7 separate regions of the Homo sapiens genome follow, and regions 1, 2, 3, 4, 5 and 6 are each linked to region 7. The links are chromatin contacts, found by Hi-C or POLR2A ChIA-PET in ENCODE. All regions are on one chromosome and are shown on one strand. Each heading gives the region's core, a stretch centred on a gene start or an enhancer-like site at or near the end of the contact. The rest is flanking DNA. Distances are from core to core; before and after follow the strand shown. Region 1 holds the start of DBP (D-box binding PAR bZIP transcription factor). Region 2 overlaps LMTK3 (lemur tyrosine kinase 3). Region 3 holds the start of LMTK3 (lemur tyrosine kinase 3). Region 4 holds the start of SPHK2 (sphingosine kinase 2). Region 5 holds the start of SYNGR4 (synaptogyrin 4). Region 6 holds the start of LIG1 (DNA ligase 1). Region 7 holds the start of RRAS (RAS related).

The links. Hi-C counts contacts between places; a loop is a spot of excess contacts on that map. ChIA-PET counts read pairs that join two places held with the same protein, here RNA polymerase II (POLR2A). Pooled maps may share reads with other maps.
Region 1: a map of natural killer cell shows a loop between it and region 7 (9-fold over the local background). The contact joins the promoter of DBP here to the promoter of RRAS in region 7. A Hi-C loop is called at or near these places in 3 of 168 maps with a recorded cell type or tissue (heart left ventricle, naive thymus-derived CD4-positive, alpha-beta T cell and natural killer cell), 4 of 37 single-sample maps with no recorded cell type and 12 of 50 pooled maps.
Region 2: a pooled map shows a loop between it and region 7 (19-fold over the local background). The contact joins the enhancer-like site here to the promoter of RRAS in region 7. A Hi-C loop is called at or near these places in 7 of 50 pooled maps. POLR2A ChIA-PET finds 5 or more read pairs at or near these places in 3 of 52 experiments (K562, RWPE1 and WTC11).
Region 3: a loop to region 7 is called in a map of naive thymus-derived CD4-positive, alpha-beta T cell, with 19 times the contacts of the local background. The contact joins the promoter of LMTK3 here to the promoter of RRAS in region 7. A Hi-C loop is called at or near these places in 2 of 168 maps with a recorded cell type or tissue (CD4-positive, alpha-beta memory T cell and naive thymus-derived CD4-positive, alpha-beta T cell) and 7 of 50 pooled maps.
Region 4: a loop to region 7 is called in a map of heart left ventricle, with 6 times the contacts of the local background. The contact joins the promoter of SPHK2 here to the promoter of RRAS in region 7. A Hi-C loop is called at or near these places in 2 of 168 maps with a recorded cell type or tissue (heart left ventricle and naive thymus-derived CD4-positive, alpha-beta T cell), 1 of 37 single-sample maps with no recorded cell type and 13 of 50 pooled maps. POLR2A ChIA-PET finds 5 or more read pairs at or near these places in 1 of 52 experiments (GM10248).
Region 5: a map of B cell shows a loop between it and region 7 (32-fold over the local background). The contact joins the promoter of SYNGR4 here to the promoter of RRAS in region 7. A Hi-C loop is called at or near these places in 2 of 168 maps with a recorded cell type or tissue (B cell and CD8-positive, alpha-beta T cell), 1 of 37 single-sample maps with no recorded cell type and 7 of 50 pooled maps.
Region 6: a loop to region 7 is called in a map of naive thymus-derived CD4-positive, alpha-beta T cell, with 26 times the contacts of the local background. The contact joins the promoter of LIG1 here to the promoter of RRAS in region 7. A Hi-C loop is called at or near these places in 1 of 168 maps with a recorded cell type or tissue (naive thymus-derived CD4-positive, alpha-beta T cell), 1 of 37 single-sample maps with no recorded cell type and 8 of 50 pooled maps.

What each region holds. Positions count from the first base shown.
Region 1 is chr19:48,636,073-48,638,772 of GRCh38, forward strand. DBP (D-box binding PAR bZIP transcription factor) reads right to left here and starts at 1,307. Exons shown (of 4, transcript NM_001352.5): 1 at 784-1,307. The coding sequence starts at 922. It overlaps CA11 (carbonic anhydrase 11), which reads right to left. Exons shown (of 9, transcript NM_001217.5): 9 at 1,874-2,072. The coding sequence ends at 2,047. It also overlaps the pseudogene SEC1P. RefSeq lists silencers at 895-1,014, 1,245-1,354, 1,525-1,744 and an enhancer at 2,355-2,524.
Region 2 is chr19:48,491,604-48,494,303 of GRCh38, forward strand. LMTK3 (lemur tyrosine kinase 3) reads right to left here. Exons shown (of 15, transcript NM_001388485.1): 12 at 2,091-2,506. Among named protein-coding and RNA genes, the nearest start is that of LMTK3, 19 kb to the right of the region's middle. RefSeq lists silencers at 1,351-1,560, 1,560-1,751, 1,581-2,060, 2,251-2,300 and an enhancer at 2,313-2,700. Within about 2 kb of position 1,353, at least 26 of the 41 ENCODE cell types and tissues checked have a DNase peak (open chromatin) inside an H3K27ac peak, as active enhancers do.
Region 3 is chr19:48,510,554-48,513,253 of GRCh38, forward strand. It overlaps LMTK3 (lemur tyrosine kinase 3), which reads right to left and starts at 1,282. Exons shown (of 15, transcript NM_001388485.1): 1 at 948-1,282; 2 at 1-39. The coding sequence starts at 1,023.
Region 4 is chr19:48,618,256-48,620,955 of GRCh38, forward strand. SPHK2 (sphingosine kinase 2) reads left to right here and starts at 1,251. Exons shown (of 7, transcript NM_020126.5): 1 at 1,251-1,288; 2 at 2,147-2,298. The coding sequence starts at 2,260. RPL18 (ribosomal protein L18) reads right to left here and starts at 923. Exons shown (of 7, transcript NM_000979.4): 1 at 886-923. The coding sequence starts at 888. RefSeq lists enhancers at 1-394, 665-1,344, 1,505-1,594.
Region 5 is chr19:48,363,017-48,365,716 of GRCh38, forward strand. SYNGR4 (synaptogyrin 4) reads left to right here and starts at 1,351. Exons shown (of 5, transcript NM_012451.4): 1 at 1,351-1,521. It overlaps TMEM143 (transmembrane protein 143), which reads right to left and starts at 924. Exons shown (of 8, transcript NM_018273.4): 1 at 882-924; 2 at 275-515. The coding sequence starts at 904. RefSeq lists enhancers at 476-525, 1,006-1,125, 1,496-1,645.
Region 6 is chr19:48,168,984-48,171,683 of GRCh38, forward strand. LIG1 (DNA ligase 1) reads right to left here and starts at 1,361. Exons shown (of 28, transcript NM_000234.3): 1 at 1,258-1,361. It overlaps ZSWIM9 (zinc finger SWIM-type containing 9), which reads left to right and starts at 1,697. Exons shown (of 4, transcript NM_199341.4): 1 at 1,697-1,731. RefSeq lists silencers at 800-869, 900-949, 1,750-1,889 and an enhancer at 843-1,502.
Region 7 is chr19:49,638,790-49,641,489 of GRCh38, forward strand. It overlaps RRAS (RAS related), which reads right to left and starts at 1,354. Exons shown (of 6, transcript NM_006270.5): 1 at 1,157-1,354. The coding sequence starts at 1,309. It also overlaps a transcript of SCAF1 not described here. RefSeq lists a silencer at 1,091-1,480 and enhancers at 1,201-1,870, 1,871-2,540, 2,541-2,700.

The DNA of each region.
Region 1 (2,700 bases), core at 57-2,556, 1.0 Mb before region 7:
CAGGGCGGAGATCCAGAGAAAGAGGGGACGGGGGGTCGGAGAGGAGAGACGGGAGAAAAAGGGACGGAGACGCAGAGTGGGAGAGAGACCCAGAAAGAATGGAGACGGGGGTGGCAGAGACAGGTGGACAGATTCACAGAGATGGGGACAGAATGCCGGGAAGGAATAGACACACAGAAAGACAGCGAACCAGAGAAAGAGAGACGGAAGTTCAGGAATAGGGGGGCAGGGACAGGGTAGGTGGAGGGTTGGGCAGGTGAGAGAAAAAATGACAGCTCTGTAATTTCACTGTAATTACCCAACCCCCATCCCCTGCGCGCTGTACCCCCTTCCCCTCCCCCACCATCTGTAAGGGGCAGGAAGGGGCTCTATTCCTGGGGCACATCCCTCATCCCTAGACTCCATGTGACCCCATGACGCCCCGCCCAAGCCCGTGTCACCACCGTGTGAGCACCCGACACACCCCCTCCCTGGGACCCCAGGGGTCCAGACTCCCGGACCAAAAGGAAGAGGAGGCTGGGGCCTACACTCTTGTGAACTAAGCGGGGAGGACGTTGGGGACGTTGGTGCCTGGGTCCTTAGGGTGGACGGGCTTCAGAGCCGGCGCTTTTGGGTCCTGGGCGCTAAGGGATCTAGGGGCCTAAACACCTGAGTAATTGAGTAGATTAAGGTTGGGAAGATGGACTCCCCGCACGCAGGTTTCTATGGGACCCCACCCCACGGCACCTGAGTCCCTAAGGGGGTAGGGTGTCCGAAGTGGGTGAGATGGGGGTTAGAACTCACAGCTGGCCGGCTCTTTGGGCTTGCTGGTCCCCTGCAGAAGGCTCCGCAACCCAAGCAGCGCTCCCCCGCCAGGGGGTGTCCCGGCCGGGCCGCCCAGCAGCAGAGGGGCCGGGGTCCTGTCGCTCACAGGCCGCGCCATCGCCTGGCACCTGCCCCCAGGCTCACGGGTTCATGGAGAGGCGAAGGGCTGGCCTGCCAGTCACCAGCACACTCCAGTGGTTTGGACGAGTGTCTGCCCAGGGGCGGGCGAGTGTAGCCTGCAACCCTCCAGTATCCAGAACGCTGCAAATCCTAGGAGCGACGGGGATTTGAGGTCCTCGGTGCAGAAACGTGCAACTCAAGAGGGTCCCGGGAGATCATGCAATCTGGGCGAGGGGGTGTCCAGATCAAGCGGTCGGCTCTTTGCAACCGAGGGTGAGAGGGGACTCAAGGCGCTCCTTCTACAAGGTGGGCGAGCCTGGCTCTTGCAAAATCTGCAGCTCTCGCAACGGAAGGCGCTTTGCAATCTGCACCGAGAGGTGTGCGCGGAGGGGCGGAGGAGGGGGCAGGAGGAGGCGGCCGCCTTGAGGCGTGGCCAAAGCAAACTTCTTTCGCGGAAAAAAAAATCCAAACCAAAACACCCGACGCCACAGCGCGCGCCCCTCCTCCGGGTCCCCGCCCGGCGCGTCCAGCCCCGCCAGCCTCTATGGGCATGCAACCCAGCCGCGTGCCTCCCTCCGGCTGCAAACACGGACCAATCGTCTCCGACACCTTGAGACGCACAGCCAATGGGGCCTCTGGGTCCGCCAGGGCCCAGGAGGGCGCGTGAGGGGCTCAGCGCGTGAAGTTGCCTTGCCTTTCGGTGGGAGGCGGGACACTGACCTACATTTGCCCAATGGGAGGCGGTACTGGGGGGCGGGACCGTGACCCAGTTTGGGCCAATGAGGCAGGCGGGAGGGGGAAGCACATGGCTCTGCTCGTGCTGCCTGATGGCGAGGGGGGTGATGGGGGGAAAAGGGGCGCCGCTTAAAGGGGCCGCGGTCCTAAAGATGGTTTTGAGAAGCAGGAAGCCAAAATACCGAGAGCGGAGGTTTAGAAAGAGGAAGATTGGTTTCCGGAAGAAGTCTGTTCTTTAATACCCAAATGTTTCCCCACCGCGCCTAGAATCAGACCACTGAGAAAACAGGAAGTATTCTGTCCCTTTAATAGCTTTGTTTTAGGGGTAACTCCCCTCGCCTTGTGGGGAGGCTTAGGACGGGCGGGTGCAATCCTCGAAGGGGAGTCTCAGCGACCATGGGGGACACCATCCACTGTAAGACAGAGAACAACGGCAGGGGGCGTCAGTATAGGATGGAAGGGGCGGGGGGTGTGCAGGGGGCGTGGGCTGCGCCGCGCTGGGCCCTACCGTCGGAAGTCTGCGAGCGGGGAACCAGAATGTACTAGGTCGAGAAGCACTGGGCTGAACCACAAGAAGCCAATAGGAGGGGGGAATCGGGACGTCCAGATTCAGCAGTAGGCTGAACTACTTGAAGGTCTTCATGGGGGGGGGGGGGTGTGGACTGTACCATGTTGCGAAGCCGGGGGTGTGTGAGATTCCTGGGCTAAACCACAGGGAGGCAGAGGTGGAGGGAAGGGGTTGTACCTTGTAGATTCTCAGTAAGGGGGAAGGGAGCATCAGATTGTGGAACAGCGTAAGGTAGTACGACTTGGAAAGGGAGAGAGGATCCAAATTGTACCATTTTGGAAATTCACAGTAATAGGAAGCACAGAACAGTAGGTAATTGGACCATAGGAAGGCAGGGGTCAAGGGTTATAGACCAAGTTACAAAGCAGTGAAGAGGAAAGACAAATCGTGGGCTAGCAATGGCCTAGGGCTGGCAGGTGGACTGTACCACATAGACATGTAGGGAAAGAGAGAAAAAGAGACAGCTCACGAGG
Region 2 (2,700 bases), core at 103-2,602, 1.1 Mb before region 7:
CCAAAAGCAACAAAACCGGCTAATATTTCTGGGGCTCTAGGAATCCCAATTTGTAATCACTGACTCGCACGCTCTGGAGAGGTGGCTGGAGCCCCTAATCTGGCTTCGAAGCCTTGGGCCAGCCTTAACCTCAACCTGGCCAGAGGCTCCTTTCCTGACAGCGGAGCCCCGCGCACAGCTAAGTAGCCCAACGCAGGGATTCTCTCCTGGCTCATTAACGTGAGGCCTCCACCGGATCCCCTAACCCAAAGCGATCTCCATAAGCCCCACCCCGTCCACGTCAGTCCCACCCACCTCTGAGATCTTGACCTGCTCCAGTGGCCCTCCCAACCCCTGCCCCATCCTGAGCGCATGCCGTGCTGGATGCTGTGACCCTGCCCCTGAGCCCTCCCTCAGAAGTAGACCTGCTCCCGCCCTCCAAGTCCCACCCCTCTGAAAACATTTCAGTGGCCCAGGCCCCAGTTCTTGGCCTTGTTTCCATTCCTTTCATAATCTCAGCCCAGTATGCCCGCCCCAGGTTCATCTAGACAAGGTCCCAGTTCCTCAGCACCACTCGCCCTCCCTTTTTCTCTTCAACACCATATCCTGTGTTTTTCTTTTTGTTTTAGACAGAGTCTCACTGTCGCCCAGGCTGGAGAGCAGTGTTGTGATCATGGCTCAATGCAGCCTCAACCTCCTGGGCTCAAGCGATCCTCCCACCTGAGCCTCCTAAGTAGCTGGGACTACAGATGCGCACCACCACACCAAGATAATTTTTTTCTTTTTAAGAGACGAGGTCTCGCCATTTTGGCTAGGCTGGTCTCGAACTCTTGACCTCAAGTGATCCTCCCGCCTCGGCCTCCCAAAGTGCTGGGATTACAGGCGTGAGCCACCCGGGACAGGCCTAACTCTTAACACATTCCTCAACCCATCTCTCTAAAGACCCGTCCCAGTCGTTAGGTTCGCTCATCCCTGACCTCACCCCAGAATACGTTAAGACTGCCTGCTCCATCTCTGAAGCCCACCTGCAGCCTAGCCATGGCCCTTCCCTAGTGGGTAAGATCTGCTCCAACCCGAACCAGCCTACAGACACTAGAACTCTAGTCAACAAACCATGCCCAAACTCTCACTAGGCCCCTTCACCATCCAGGCCTCTTCTCAACACTTCCTCCCTAGCCTCTCCAGGATCCCATACTTGACTACCCAGTACCCCCTCTTTCCTTCCAGACCCACACTCTCTCTCCAGACCTCTCCTCGCCCTCTAGACCACGCCCCCGTCACAAGCCCTGCCCTCACCCTAGGTCCCGCCCCAGCTCTAGGCTCGGCCCATACTCCTGGCCCTGCCCCATTGCCAGGCCCTGCCCTCACACTCAAAGCCTCCTCCCATCTTCCTAGTCCCGCCCCATTTCCCTGACCAGTCTCTCCCCAGACCCCGCCTTCACCCCTCAGGCCCTTCCCGCGCCCTGCTCCATCCGCCCCGCCCTAGGCTCCGCCCCCATTCCAGCCTTGGATTTTCTCCAGGCCTCCTCTTGCCGCGCCACAGACTTGGCCTCCCTCAGGCCCGGATCCAGACTCTGTCCCGATCCTAGGCGCGGTCTCCTTCCAGGCCCCGCCCCCGCTCTAGGCTCAGCCTGCCTTCAAACCCTGCTGTAGACCCCGCCCCACCCTAAGCTCAGCCTTCGTCTAGGCCCCGCCCCAGGCCCTGCACCTCTAGGCTCGACCTCCCTCCAGGCCCCGCCCTGGGCTCCGCCCCCCAGCCCGCCCTCTCCCTGGGCCCCGCCCCACTCTAGCTCGGCCCCGCCCCAGGCCCCGCCCCACTCTAGATTGGGGCTCCCCTTAGGTCCCACCCCAATTCAGCTTGCCCTCCCTCCAGGCCCCGCATCACTCCAGCTCGGCCTCCCTTCAGGCCACGCCCCACTCTAACTCGGCCTCCCTCCAGGCCCCGCCCCACCCTAGCTCGGCCTCCCTTCAGGCCCCGCCCCACTCCAGCTCCGCCTCCCTCCAGGCCCCGCCCAACTCTAAGCTCGGCCTCCCGCCAGGCCCTTCCCGGCTCTAGGCTCCTGCTCCCTCCAGGCCGCGACCCCGAAACCGCGCCCTCTCGGGTTCCGCACCTGGTCGAAGAGGTAGACGGTCACGTCCCCGTGGAAGGAGACCATCTTGCGCTTCCTCTCCAGCTCGCTGTCCTCTGGCTCGTCGGCCCCGCGCGGAGACTTGAGCAGCCCCCGCAGCGGGCGGGCCGCGTCCGCGTCGGCGCTGCTCACCACGACGGGCACCGGGGCTGCTCGCGCCCTCCCGGGGCCCCGCGGCCCCGCCGCCGCGCCCGGCGCCGCCGCCTCCTCGTCCTCCTCCTCGTCCTCGTCCTCGTCCTCCCCGTCCTCCTCCGCCGGCCCCGGCGCTCCCGCCCCGCCGGCCTCCCCGCCAGCCGCCCCGGCGTCCGCGCCCTCCCACGGGGGCCGCCGCGGGCCCGGCCCCGGGAATGGCGTGAGCGTGAGCGGCGGCAGCGCCAGCGAGAGCCGGGAGAGCCTGGCTGCGAGGGGAGAGACCTGGTGAGCCCCTGTCCCGGTGAAACTGAGGCAGGCCCTCCCACCTAGCTGTGTGGCCTCAGATAAGACCCCCGCACAATCTGGGCCTCAGCACCCACTTTGTGAACGGAAGGGCTGCACCAGGGCTTCTCCAGGCAGGGTGGGAAAGGTCCTCTCCAGTGCTCAACCTCCCCAGAGC
Region 3 (2,700 bases), core at 32-2,531, 1.1 Mb before region 7:
AGGGAGGAGCCAGAGGAGCCCGGCCCAGGGCGAATCCATCTGTGGGCACAGGGCTGGGCTGGGGTCCCAGCTTCAAGTCCCTGGATACCGGAATCATGCCCCCTCCCGTCCCGGCACGTCTTGGACTACAACTCCCGTGATGCTCTGCGACCAGGGTCCCTTGGCAGAGGTGCAGAGTGGCCCAAGGCATTGTGGGAGTTGTAGTTTGGGGCCTTCCCAAGTGGTTGGATTGGGGGTGGGGTCTCTCTTCTCGTCCCAAACTGGGACCCCCGCCACCTCATCCCACCCCATCCCCTCACCCCAGGCTTGGATGAATTCCAATGAGGGTTGAAGGAAAGAGGAGTGATAGTGAAGTCTGGAGCTTGCAGAATTTAAAATACGCTCCCGTGGACAGCCTCATTACCCCTCGTTGGGGAGGAGGACTAGCTCTCAGCTGCAGGCTGGGAGAAGATTCTTGCCCCATGCTGGAACCCCCCAGTTTGTGGGGTTGAGATCTGTCTCTTTTAGGGACGCTTGGCGCACACCGATGTTCTCTATCCCCAGCCCAAGACCCAGAGAAGGGAACTCCGCAAGCCCTGGGTCTCTCCAGAAGCCAGAGACAGCCTCCCGTGTTGTGTCCCCCTTAGAAATAGTATTCCTGTCCTCTGCCCCCAATTCTCCCAGAGGCCCTGTCCTTCCCCTTCTTCCTGCACACACCAGCACAAACACATGCGTGCACGCATACACACATGTTGCCCAAACGGAGCCCCCTCCCCACCCAGCCCCCAGCCTCCCTCCCACAGGCCCTGCTGACAGAGGCACCGTCCCCGCCGCTCCGGGCCCTGCTGGGCTGCGGGAAGACGCGCACCAGGTGACGGGGCAGGACCCGCAGACAGACCCCTGGGCAGACAGCGAGGCCGCCGCGGGGGTGGGGGCCACCGGACAGACTGATGGCCCGACAGACTCACCGGGGTGGGCCGGGGACGCCAGGCAGCCGGAGGCGGAGACGGCCGCAAGGAGGATGAGGGCGCCGGGGGCAGGCATCTTGTCGAGGATGGCAGGGAGGTGGAGGTGGTGGCGGCTGGGGAGGAGGGGGGGGCGGGCCCTCAGCCCCCAGCCATGGGGACCCGCGCGACCCTGGCCTCCTCCCGGCCCAGGAGAGGGGCAGGAGACGCAGGACAGGGGGAGGGAGGGGCTGCTTGCTGGCTCAGGTACCCCCCTCCCCCTCTTTGAAGGGACAGACGGATGAAGGGATGGAGAGGCGGACAGAGGAGAGATGCTGGGGAGCCGGGGTTGCTGGGGTGGGGGGGAGAGGGTAGGATGGGGGGGGCGAGAAAGAGGGCCCCGCCCCCGAGGGCAGCCAGGATTGGGGGAGCAGAGAGCCTGTCACAGGAAGGGTGGGAGGAGGGAGGATGGAGCGTCGTCATGGCAACTGGCTCCCCCGTAGCATTGGCTGCCAGGAGGGAGGGGAGGAAATGGGAGGGGGAGGGACAGACAGGGACCGGCACACACTTGCAGCGGGGGTGGGGGGGCAGGGCCCACGGGTGCCTGGCCCGGACACCGCTGTGACATGCCACCAGCATGGACACATGTGCTACACGCTAAGATGCAGATGTCAGGCACGCGCAGCCCACACACAGCTGACACACGTCGCAGGGACCCTCATAGACAAGCGCATCACATACAAAGGTGGACAGCCATCAGCAGACGGGGACACGTACACGTCACACACAAAGACGCAGGGACCGCACTGGAAACGCACAGGCAGGCCAGCTTCCAGCACAGATGCACCCGGCCACGCAGGAACGTCAAAGCATCACAAAGACCCACACATGCCCCGGACAAAGTAAAGCCCCAGATCCACAGACGCACACGCCACAGACAAAGATCCCCACGGACACCACTGTGACATGCTGACACTCATAGTCACAGCCACGCAGACAGTCCCTAGACAAATGGGCAACAAAGAATACCCACAGACACAAGTATCACATACATGCACGTCACACAGACATGCACAGACAGCAATTGCACAGACACACGCAGACACACACATCACATGAACTAACATAGACACGGACACAGCAGCTACACAGAGACAGGCACATCACATACATGAGTACACAGAAACATAATACATGCATGTATACGGACACGTAACATGCATCACTCACACGGACACAAGCTTCACTCACATGGATACACACAGACACACTACATACACATGCATGCGGGCACACACAACTCATACATACAGGGCTACATAAATCACATGCAAAAATACACATAAATACACCACACACTGATACATACAGACACATATAACATGCACATATACACAGTCACACATACATAAGCACAGACATAGGCACACAGATCAAATACACAGACACACAGAGTTGCACACATCACATACCTAAACAGACATGGACACACACATCACAAATACACACACCTTTCACACAAGGTTACAAAGACACAGAACCCCACCACAGTCACACATCACATACATAAACACACACTGGCACACATAACACATACAAAGAGTCACACACCCACAACACAGACACAGACACGCGCACAGACACACGGGTCGCAAATACCCACGTTTCCCGTGCGGTTACGCAGACATTACACAACCACAGCACTTGCCTCATACAAAAGATACATGATCATAGTTTATTTAATGTATTTATTCTTATGAGTATTTAGTCTGTGCCA
Region 4 (2,700 bases), core at 1-2,500, 1.0 Mb before region 7:
CTAGCAATACTACTAGAACCACCTCTCCTACAGCATCAGTCAATCCAACAACCCTTACCAAATAGTGTCTTTTTAAAACATCGTTTTTAAAGTGGAGACAGGGTCTCACAATATTGGCCAGGCTGGTCTTGATCTCCTGGGCAAGGAATCCTCCCGCCTCGGCCTCCCAAAGTGCTAGGATAACAAGCGTGAGCCGCCTCGCCAGGCTCCTACCGCCCTGCTGCCTTTCTGAGCAACTTAAGTTTTTCAGACTGTGTTGACAATTACAAGAACTATTTAATAGCTCCACTTATGCAGCACTTACTGTGTGCAAAACCCCGTGATGAGCATCTCCTGTGAATTATTTCTTCCCAAATTCACAAACTTGTCAGATGAGATTACTGTGTACCCAACGAACAGCCAGACACTGGGGCAAAGGCTCAAAAACCATCACAAGGTGGGAAGGGGCCTGAGACTCAGAGACCTGCCTGGTCCCCAAATCCAGTTATTCGGCTCTCGATCCTCTCACCCGCCGCGGCCCCCATCGAACCCGACTTTTCATACTAGAAAGTGACAGGTCCAGATAAAGGCAGCAAAGCCAAATAACTAAGAGTGGCTGCGGGTCCAGCCACCTGGGTCGGAATCCTGGCTCTGCCACTTCCTGGCTTTGTAAACCCAGTCATATCAGCCTCCGAGTACCTCCACTTGGTCATCTACTAAGTGGGGGCGGTAGGCTATGACTGACCCATCCCTGCTTTCCTGGCCCCCAGAGTAGGTCCCCAGTATCGGGAATTGCTCCCTCCGGGCAGCCGCAGACCCCCTGCCGCCCTCCAGCGTGCCCCTAGCCCAAAACCACGGCGGATGGCAGCGGATTATCCAGCCCCGAACGCCGCAAAGCGAGCTCACCATGATGGCGCCTCCTGCTCGGCCAGGTCCGGAAAGAGAGAACGGGCTGGGGTGGGCGGGGAAAGCCTCAAGCGAGTGGCGCCGCCGTGACGTCACATGGGTGCGACGCGGCGCTCTACCACGATCCGGACTTCTCTGTGGTGAGTTGGACGACTGACTAGCCGGGCGATAACGGCAGAGAGCATAGAGCGCAGGAACAAGCGCAACGTCCAAGAGGGAAGGGCCAGCACGTCGGGGGCCTCTCTGGCCCTACCCAGGCCGTGTTCTCGATAGCTTTCCGGAAGAAAGGGATCTGGGAGCGAGATGCGTGTAGCTAGCACGATGCGTCGCGCGGTGACGCTCTGGCCCGACGCCGACGGCCTCTCAGTGGCTCCCGGAGGACCCGGCGGGCCCAGTGTTGGAGGTGAGGAGGCGGGGCTGGCAGGGCTAGTCGGGGCATCTGGAAATTTCCGACCCCACGCTTCGGGCGTTTCCTTATCAGGTTCACCGCTCCCTGATCTCGCGCTGCACTTCGTAGGCGCAGCCGCTGCTTGGGAAGTCCTACTTAAGGTCTAACCCGAGATGATCTTGCTGCACCTCAATCTATAGCATCCTGTATTCCCATCCTTTGAGTTCCGCTTCTCCTTCTCCCCCGGCCCCTAGATGGCCCTTCCCTGACCTAGAAAGAGGGAGACAGAGTTTCATAGGGGAGGCAAAATGGAGACTCCGTGGCTTGGGGGTGGGGGGAATGGAGGCCCAAAGGGTAGGAAGGAGACCTAGAAAGAGGGGTGAGATGGAGACCCAGGGAGAAGTAGTGGCAAAGAAAGATGGTGAGATGGGGCCTTGCAAGGCTATAACCAAATTCAAATCCTGGCTCTGCTAGTTACTAATGGGGTGATTGGGCAAGTCATTTAACCTCTCTGTGATCTTGGGAAAATCACTTAACTTCTTTGGGCCTTACTCTCCTTATGGACAAAAAGGGGATGACAACAGGCCTGGCACACAGGGGTGTTTTTCAGGATTATGAAAGTTAATAAAACTGCTGAGGTCAATATTTTGCACATAATAAGTGCTCAATAAAAATTAGCCTTCACTCCTATTATAGCATACATATTGTGTGCAACCAGATGGACTGGCTGGGGCAGTGATTAAAATGACTTATCTACTCTTCCCCCCACCCGCCAGGGAGGCCCCTGCCTCTTGGTTCTCAGGCACATTGAGCCTGGAAGGGCCTCCTGCAGTTGGCTGTCAATGCTGCTCCTCACTTACCTCTCCTCCACAGAGCTGAAGGTCAGGCCAGGACAGTGAGACCTGACTCCTTGCTCCTACCAGCCTACTATGGCTTAAGACCCAGGGCCAGGGTCCCGTTGATGTAACAGAGCAGAGGACCAGCAGATGAATGGACACCTTGAAGCAGAGGAGCAGCAGGACCAGGTAAGGGACCATCTAAAAGCCAAGATCCTCATACTGTGGAAAGACAAAATCTGAAGCTTTTCTTTAAAAAAAAAAAAAAAAAATTGGAGGCCAGGCGTGGTAGCTCAAGCTTGTAATCCCAGCACTCTGGGAGGCCAAGGCCTGCGGATCACCTGAGGCCAGGAGTTCGAGATCAGCCTGGCCAACATGGTGAAACCCCATCTCTACTAAAAATACAAAAATTAGCCAGGCATGGTGATGCGCACCTGTAATCCCAGCTACTCGGGAGACTGAGGCAGGAGAATCATTTGAACCCGGGAGGCAGAGGTTGCAGTGAGCCGAGATCGCGCTGCACTCCAGCCTGGGTGACAGAGTGAGACTCCGTCTCAAAAAAAAAAAAGAAAAAACAGGGTCTCACTCTTG
Region 5 (2,700 bases), core at 101-2,600, 1.3 Mb before region 7:
CCCATCTTAAAGAGGGAAAAACCATGCCCCAGAGAGTGCCTGTTCAAGCCCTCAGAACAAGCCAGAGTTGGGAATGGATGCTGCGTCTGCATCTCGGAGACCTGGCTCCTGCATTCCAGCTCATCTCCCGCCCACTAGGGAAACACGAAGGGACCCGGGAACTACAACTCCCAGGAGGCGCCAGGGCAGCTCTCTGCAGCAACTAGGGCCCTGCCGCCGCGAAGCCTGCTGGGAGCCGTAGTCCCCAGGCTCTTGGGCCTGGGACAGGCGGTACCTGTATTAGGAGGCGGAGCAGCTGCTCCTTGGAGAAGGGAATGAAGCGCTCGCGGTACTGCTGGGCCCAGTCGCGGGGCTCCCTGGGGTTCCACATCTTGCGATACTCCCCCATTTTGGCTGCCAGCGATGAGAGGGCCCGGGGGGGCCCGAGGAGCGCGGGCAACAGTGGCCATACTCGGACCCTGGACCCCCAGACCCCCCGGGTCACATGCAGCATGGCTAGACCCTTTCCCCGGAGCCTAAACAGAGGAAAATGGGCAGGGGTCAAAGGCCATCTAGAGGAAAAGCGCCCTCTCCACCTCCACGTCCCACCCTCCAGAAGCCGTCTCTACCCCAGGCAGGGCGCAGAGCCCATCCGCTCGCCTCAAAGCCCCTGTTGCCTGTCCCCTTCCCACACTGCTCAGTTGGCCTGGGTCCCAGACAGGGGTCAGAGGTCTTAGGTTCTGGGGCGTTTTTCAGGCCCAGAGACCCTGTAGTGGTACAACGTTTCTTTGGGGTCTAGACAGCGAGGTAGATCTTAGGAGAGCAGGAAATGCTCGTAAAGGTTACCTAGGGGGTGCAGGGCCGCCCTCCCTGGCCATGCAATCCCCCGATTTCTCCCTCACCTTAGCCAAAGCTCGACTGTCATTGAGCCTCCTGCGCATGTGCAGGAGGGCGTCCTGGGCTCCCGAGGTTCGGCTTCACCCAGCAGTAAAACGCATGCGCAAAGCTTCGGTCAATGCGGGCTGTCCATTTCTCACCGCCGACTCCCTACATCAACTACGCATGCGTTGCCTGCCTTTCTCCACCGCCGGCCTCGTTTGGGCGCGACGCATGCGCCGCAGGAGTGTCTCCTTGTCAGCTTGCTACAAAGGGAAGGGGCGGTGTGGACGCGAGACTCCCTAGAGGGATGGGGCGGGGTAGGGCTCCCGCGCGCAGTCCGCCAACGGCGCGCAGTCCAACGTTCGCCGAGGCCACGCCCCGGCTCGTGTCAGCTCCTGAGTAGGCGGAAAGAGGGAGGGGGCGGGACTTGGGCGCAGCCAATCAGCTGTGGAGGAGCGAAAAGGCGGGAAAAAGCGGAACCAAAAGAAGGCTGAGGTGGCGCTAGGGACCAGGAGGGGTGGGGGTGGCGAAAGGAAGGGCGGGCCCTCAGGTGACGCAGATTGGCCCTCCAGAGAAGGGGCGGCCCCTTCTCAGGTGCCGTCACCCCCAAACCTCAGCACTGCCATTCCAGGTCCTTAAAGGGGAGACCGCGATTCTAAGAAGGTAGCCCAGTGCCGGGGCGTGGCCTCATTCTGAGGTTCCCCACAAATCCGAGGTCCCGACTCCCAGCTTGAGGAGGTGCACTTCCGTGAAAATGGAGCTGAATTCGAAAGGGAGGCCCTTATTCTGGGAAATGGCCCCAAGTGACAAGGACAGCCTGAAATATGCCCTGAGATACCTGGGTTCTCCACGAAGGGTGCTGTCACCCCCAAACCTGAAAGGGATTATTCGGTTTCAGACCTCCCAGGGGCTCTGATCTCAATGGCCGCACCCCCTAGTCCCCAGAAAGTCCCACCTGTGTCCTCTCACAGAAGGACCCAGTCCCTCTGCAGGCCCTTCAGCTCCTGGGTCACAAGACGTGGTCCCCAAATATCCCAGCCCTCCCCTGCACTCCACCTCTGGGATCCCTGACAGCCCTCTCGCCCAACAACCCCCTCAGCCCACATTCCTGACTTCTGGAACCTGAAGCAGCCCCTTCACTTATGTCCCCCACTCCTGGGACCCCCAGAATCACCCTCACCCCAGGCCCTCACCTCTCTGGAATCCTCCATAGACCCCCTTAACCCACACCTCAACCCAGGGGACCCTTAGCGACTCTCTCATCCTGCACCTCCACCTCTGTGACCCCTGGCAGCCCTCCCCACACGACACCTTGCCTGGGACCCCTAGTATCCCCATCCTATGCCCCCCTCTCCTGGGACCCCCAGAAAGCTCCCTCACCACACACAACCCCATTCCTGGGAACCCCCAGCACCCGCATCCTATGTCCCCCACTTCAGGGACCCCTAGCAGCCCTCTCCACACAACACCTTTCCTGGGACCCCCCAGAACCCCCATCCTATGCCTCCCACTTCTGGGACCCCTAGTAGCCCCCTCACCACACAACCCCATTCCTGGGACCCCCAGCACCCCCATCCTATGCCCCCCACTCCTGGGGCCCACAGAAGCCCCCTCAGCACACACAACCTCATTCCCTGGGACCCACCTGCACCCCCATCCTACGTCCCCGACTTCTGGGGCCCCTGACAGCCCATTCACCCCACACCCTGACTCCTAAGAGGCTCAGCAGTCCCCTCACCCCACACAACTCCATTCCGGGGACCCCCCCCATCCCCACCCCATGTCCCCCAATCCTGGGGCCCCCAACAGCCCTTCCACCCCGTGCCCCTGACTGGCATCCCC
Region 6 (2,700 bases), core at 111-2,610, 1.5 Mb before region 7:
AGATAATGACAGGAAAAATATCAAGTAAGGATGAAACAGTACTCAGTAATAAAAAGAAACGAAGCACTGATACAAGCAACAACTTGGGTGGACCTCCAGGGCATTGTGCAGAGTAGAAAAAAGGTAACATCCTAATAATATATGATTCCATTTACATAACAATCTCCGAATGACAAAACTAGAGATGGTGAACACATTAGCGGTTGCCAGGGGCCTGGGGAGGAGTTCTTATGTGGAGAGGGAACTGTTCTATATCACAATTACGATGGGGGTTACACAAATCTATACAAGGAATCAAGCTGCACGGGCACACAGATGCACAATCACACTCACACCACACAAACTGGTGAAAACTGAACAAGGTCTGTAATCTAGTTAACAGAACTGTATTGATGTCAATTTCCTGGTTTCGATATTGGGACTACATAAGATGTCACCATTAGGGGAAGATGGATATACTCTTTTCACAACTTCCTTGAATCTATAATTATTTCAAAATAAAAAGTAAAAACAAGAGGTAAGCTCCATCCCTTTATCAAGCATACATTAGGCCAGACGTCTCCCCATTCAGATGATTCTCCATCTTTTACGAGCCCTTTACCTAGACCTGGACCTTACCACTGACCTCTCCCTGACACCACCCATCTCCCTCCAGTAGGGCCCACTCCTTCCAGGTGATGCTGCTGCCCGCGATTTACCTTCTTCTAGCCCCGCCCCCTCAGCACTTCCAGGTGGCCCCCGCCCCCTCAGCACTTCCGGTTCCCAGCCAGCCCCACCCTTGGCACCTCCCCCTTCCAGGTGGCCCCGCCCACACGCAATCTTTTCCCCGGCCCCGCCCCTTAGCTCCCTTCAGCCCCTCCCCCTCCCAGATAGCCCCGCCCCCTCGGGGGGCCTTCCGATTTCCAGCTGGCCCCGCCCACACAGTTTTCCCCCCCCCGGCCCCGCCCCTCAGTTCCATTTGGCCTCTCCCCTTTCCAGGTGAACTCGCACCTCAAGGCCTCTTCTCAGAGGACCTGTCCAACTGTCTCTGTCTCTCGTCTACCCTCTACCTGGCCCCCCTCCCTCTGGGAGACACCTCTCTGCACTCTCCGGCGGCCCGCAGCCCGCGCTCTTCCGTCTCCACCGCGCTCTCGGCAGCCTCAGCGTCCCCACGCCCACTCCTCTGCAGACACCCCGACATGGCGAAGCATAGGCCCCAAGCATTCGGCGCACCCGCCGCCCTCCGCCTCCCATCTGCTTGCGGACGGCCCCACTTGCCTTGCGTTGGTCCCGCGCGCCGCTGCCCGGGCAACACACTCAGATCCGCCAGGCGCGCCTCTGCAGTCCCAAGTTCGCGCCACGGCATTCGCGCGCAGACGTCTGCGGGCGGGGGCGGGGCAGAGCCTAGGGGCGGGACCTGGGCACCGTCCGCACCGCCGCCGTCGCGCGGAGGACACTGGGAGTCGTAGTCTCCCGAATGGGAGGAGGGCGGGAAAAGGGGTGAAGTGGGGCGAGCCCTCCCGCAGAGCACACTGGGAAAATGCCCGCGCTTTCCCTCGCCCTGGATGAGCGGGTGTGGCTGAGGGTCTGAGGAGTGACTGGCAGGGAAAGAGGAGGAATCGGTGGAAGCGCCCCCGCGAGGCACGGCGGGAAGAGAGGCGGGAGACCGCGCGGGGCATCCCGGGAGCAAGGGCCGGGCCAGGCCTGGGCGCGGGGCATTGTGGGAGGTGGACGCCGCTCCGGGGCGGGTAGGTGAGTGGGGAGGGGCGGGAAGGGTGCACATCTTGGGGAGGGGAGAGGCACAGCTAGGTGGGACGGCGGGGCTGGAAGGTGCCGCAGCGGGCGGGGAGGGGGGGAGTAGGAGGGTCGGGAGCGGGCTGGATGGGGCTGCTCGAGGGGAGACGCGCAGCTGGACGTGGGGGGAGCATCTGGGGTGAAGGAGCCCATCCGAGGACGAGGGGCCATGTCTAGAACGAAGATGCATATTGCGGGGGATGGTGGATGTAACTGGGAGGAGGGGCCCACAGCTGGACTGGGGGCCGCATCTGAGGAGGAGGGGACCACAGGTGAATACTGGTGACACTTCCGAGGAGAACTAGCCACAAGTGGGGCACACACCTGTAGGCGAAGCGTGGATAACTGCATGTGGGGAGTACATCTGGAGATGAGAGTGTCTCAGGGAAGCCCCAGCTACAGCTGCATGTGGCGAGCCATAGGGTCATAATCGGGGGAAGGGGCAACAGCTGCACGCCAGAGGCACATCTGGGGAGTGCGGAGCCACAGGTGCATGAAGCATGTGACCGGGTGAGGGGTCCGTGGCCTGGATGTGGGAGCACATCTGGAGATGGAGCGTCTTTGGAGGGGTTACAGCCAACTGTTGGCACATGGAAGGAGGAGTTCCAGATGAATACGAGAGTTAGAAGTTACTCTTGGGTGAGAGACACAGCTGGAAGGGGAGGAGGTTTTAGCTGGAATTTGAGAACACATTTGAGGAGATGTCCTTAAGGGACATCTGAGCTTAAGGGTCGTATTTTGGGAGGAGAGATTCCAACTGTACCTAAGGGTCACATCTGCGGAGGAGGAGACGAGTTGGAATTAGGAATCAAGATGACAGGCTCCAAGTGAACCAGGGATAAGGCGGTGGGAGGAGGCCAAAGATAGGATGGAGGTTGATATTTATATATTTGGAGAAAAACAGGCACGTCCGACCCCGGGCTACCC
Region 7 (2,700 bases), core at 104-2,603:
GGGGGTGCCAAGAATCTGGGGGCTTCTTCCATGGAGATGATTTGAGAGCTATTCAGGGTTTCTGAGAGGGGCTCAGGGAGTTGCAGCGGAGAAAGCATGGGATGGAGGAGGGGCTGGTTTTCCTTGGGGGTGGGGTGGGAGAGTGGAGGTTTGGGCCTCCGGGAATGGGGGATTGTCAGGACTTGGGGTCTTGGAGATTTCTGGAATGGCCAAGGGGCAGGATGTCTTTTTAAATCTCGGGTCGGAGAGCAGGACTCTCTTAGGACTGGGTAGTCCCAGAAGAGTCTCAGGGCCAGGGTCTGGGTAGAATTTCTAGATTCTGGGGGCAGTCATGGAAGGGGCTAAGAATCAAACGTGGGGCCGGGCACGGTGGCTCATGCCTGTAATCCCAGCACTTTGGGAGTCCAAGGCAGGCCGATCACGAGGTCAGGAGTTCGAGACCAGTCCAATATGGTGAAACCCCGTCTCTACTAAAAAATACAAAAATTAGCCAGGCATGGTGGCACTCGCCTGTAGTCTCAGCTACTTGGGAGGCTGAGGCAGGAGAATTGCTTGAATCCAGGAGGCAGAGGTTGCAGTGAGCCAACATCGCACCACTGCACTCCACCGCACTCCAGCCTGGGTGACAGAGTGAGTGAGACTCTGTCTCAAAAAAAAAAAAAAAGAAAAAAAAGAATCGAACGTGGTGGAATCTCAAAGGTGCTGGGCACTGGCATTCTCCCAGGAAGGCTCTCAATGGCTTAGAGGGGAAGTTGGGGACTGGGATTTGGGGGAGATAGGGCTCAGGGTGGTGGAAGGTGGCACCAAGGGCGTGGTGGGGGTCCTGGGAGTGCTTAGGGTCCGAATGGGGTGAGTATTTTGTATTTAGCATGCTCCCAGGAGGTGCTCAAAGCCAGGTCAGCAGGTAAGCGGGGTCTTAGGCACTGGGAGAGGGAATAGTGGGTCTCGGGATGCGAGTGCAGAAGGAAGGGTCCCCCGTGCAGGGGATGGAGGCTCTCCAAGAGTTTAGGTTACAATCTGTGGGGATCTTTTAAGATTAGAGGGCCTTATAGGAGGGTCTCAGTGATGGGTCAAGGGGGAAAAGGGGTCTCGGGGATCCCCCCAAGGGCTCAGTTCTGGGTCCCGGGGGACACCCTCCCGGGTGAGGGCCCACTACCTGGATGAACTGGATGGTCAGCGCGCTCTTGCCCACGCCGCCGCCGCCCACGACCACCAGCTTGTGTGTCTCGCTGGGCGGGGGGTCCCCGGGCCCAGGTCCCCCGCCCCGGGGCCGCCCCCGCCCTGTCCCGGACGCCGCCCCGCTGCTCATGTCGCCACCGCTGCTGCTGCCTTCGCTACCGCCTGCGGGGGAGCCGGGCGGGACCCGGGGGGGCGGGCTACGCTAATGAGGCTACTGCATAATCATGAGCTCTGGCAAGGAGGGCTCGCGTCTCCGGACACTTAAGGAGGGGGACGGGCCAAAGAAAGGGAGGAGCTATGTTAATAAGGGAAAGGGAACGGCGTTCGCTGCGAAGGGGAATTCCGAATGAGGCGGGGCTATGCTAATGAGAGACCTGTGCTTTGCCCTGAGCGGCGCCACGCGCTCTCAGCGGGAGGGCGGTCTGTGGGCGTGGCTATGCTAATAAGAATTTATTCTTTCAGCAGACGGGGCGGAAAGTTCCTCAGGGGAGGGGCTATGCAAATAAGGACCCCTGTGACACTGCTGCTTGGGGCATCGTCTCCGAGGCCTTAGTATGGTAGGCGGAGCTCGTCGACTCGCGCGCGCGGCCGTATATAGGGCGCTCCGAGGAAGCAGCAGGTTTTGAGGAGTAGCTCCACCTCCCTCCTGGGATCCTAGCCAAGCTTTCGACCCCGGCGTCTGGGTTAGAAGCTAGAGTCTCCGCCCGCTAAGGGACCCAGGCTTCCGGTTCCCGCTGTCCCAGCCAAGCGGAAGACAGACTGGGAGGAGAGTGGGGCCCTAGAGGGGGACAGCAGGGTAACGGGGCAGGGAGGGGCCGTGAGATCACTGCATTCCTAATCCATGAGCCAGCTCGCCCAAGTAGGGATGCCTGGGTCATGAAGAGCCTGGGGCCAGGATTTCTGGGTCTTGAAGGAGAAGGAAGCAGAGGGCCCAGACTCCTGGGTCCTTAGGAGAAAATGGGGCTGGAGATGTGGACTCCTGGGTCCTGGGGAGGAGGGTGTCAGGGAGGAAGGTAGACAGGTTCCTTCGTACTAGGTTCGGTAAAGGAGGGAGCCGGGGGCCTGGACTCTTAGGTCCAGGAATTGGAGAGGCTGGGGACCCAGGATTCTGGATCCGAGCGAGGGCACTGGCTTGGGGGGACCCGAATTCGTATGTGAGAGCTTGAGACCAGGACTAGTCTGGGAGACCGACTCTTGGATCCGAGGAAGGAAGAATCAGACTCCTGAGTCGGAGGGAGGAGGGAAATAGGAGTCTGGACACTGCTCTGAGTGAGAGGATTCGGAATTCAGACTTCTCTGTACTGAACGAGGCGGCTATGGGGTCGGGCTTCTAGGTTCTAAGTTTATTTTTATTTGTTTATTTTTGAGACGGAGTTTCCGTCTTGTAGCCCATGCTGGAGTGCAATGGCGCGATCTTGGCCCACTGCAACCTCCGCTTCCCGGGTTCAAGCGATTCTCCTACCTCAGCCTCCCGAGTAGCTGGGATTACAGGCGTTAGCCACCACGCCAGGCTAATTTTTG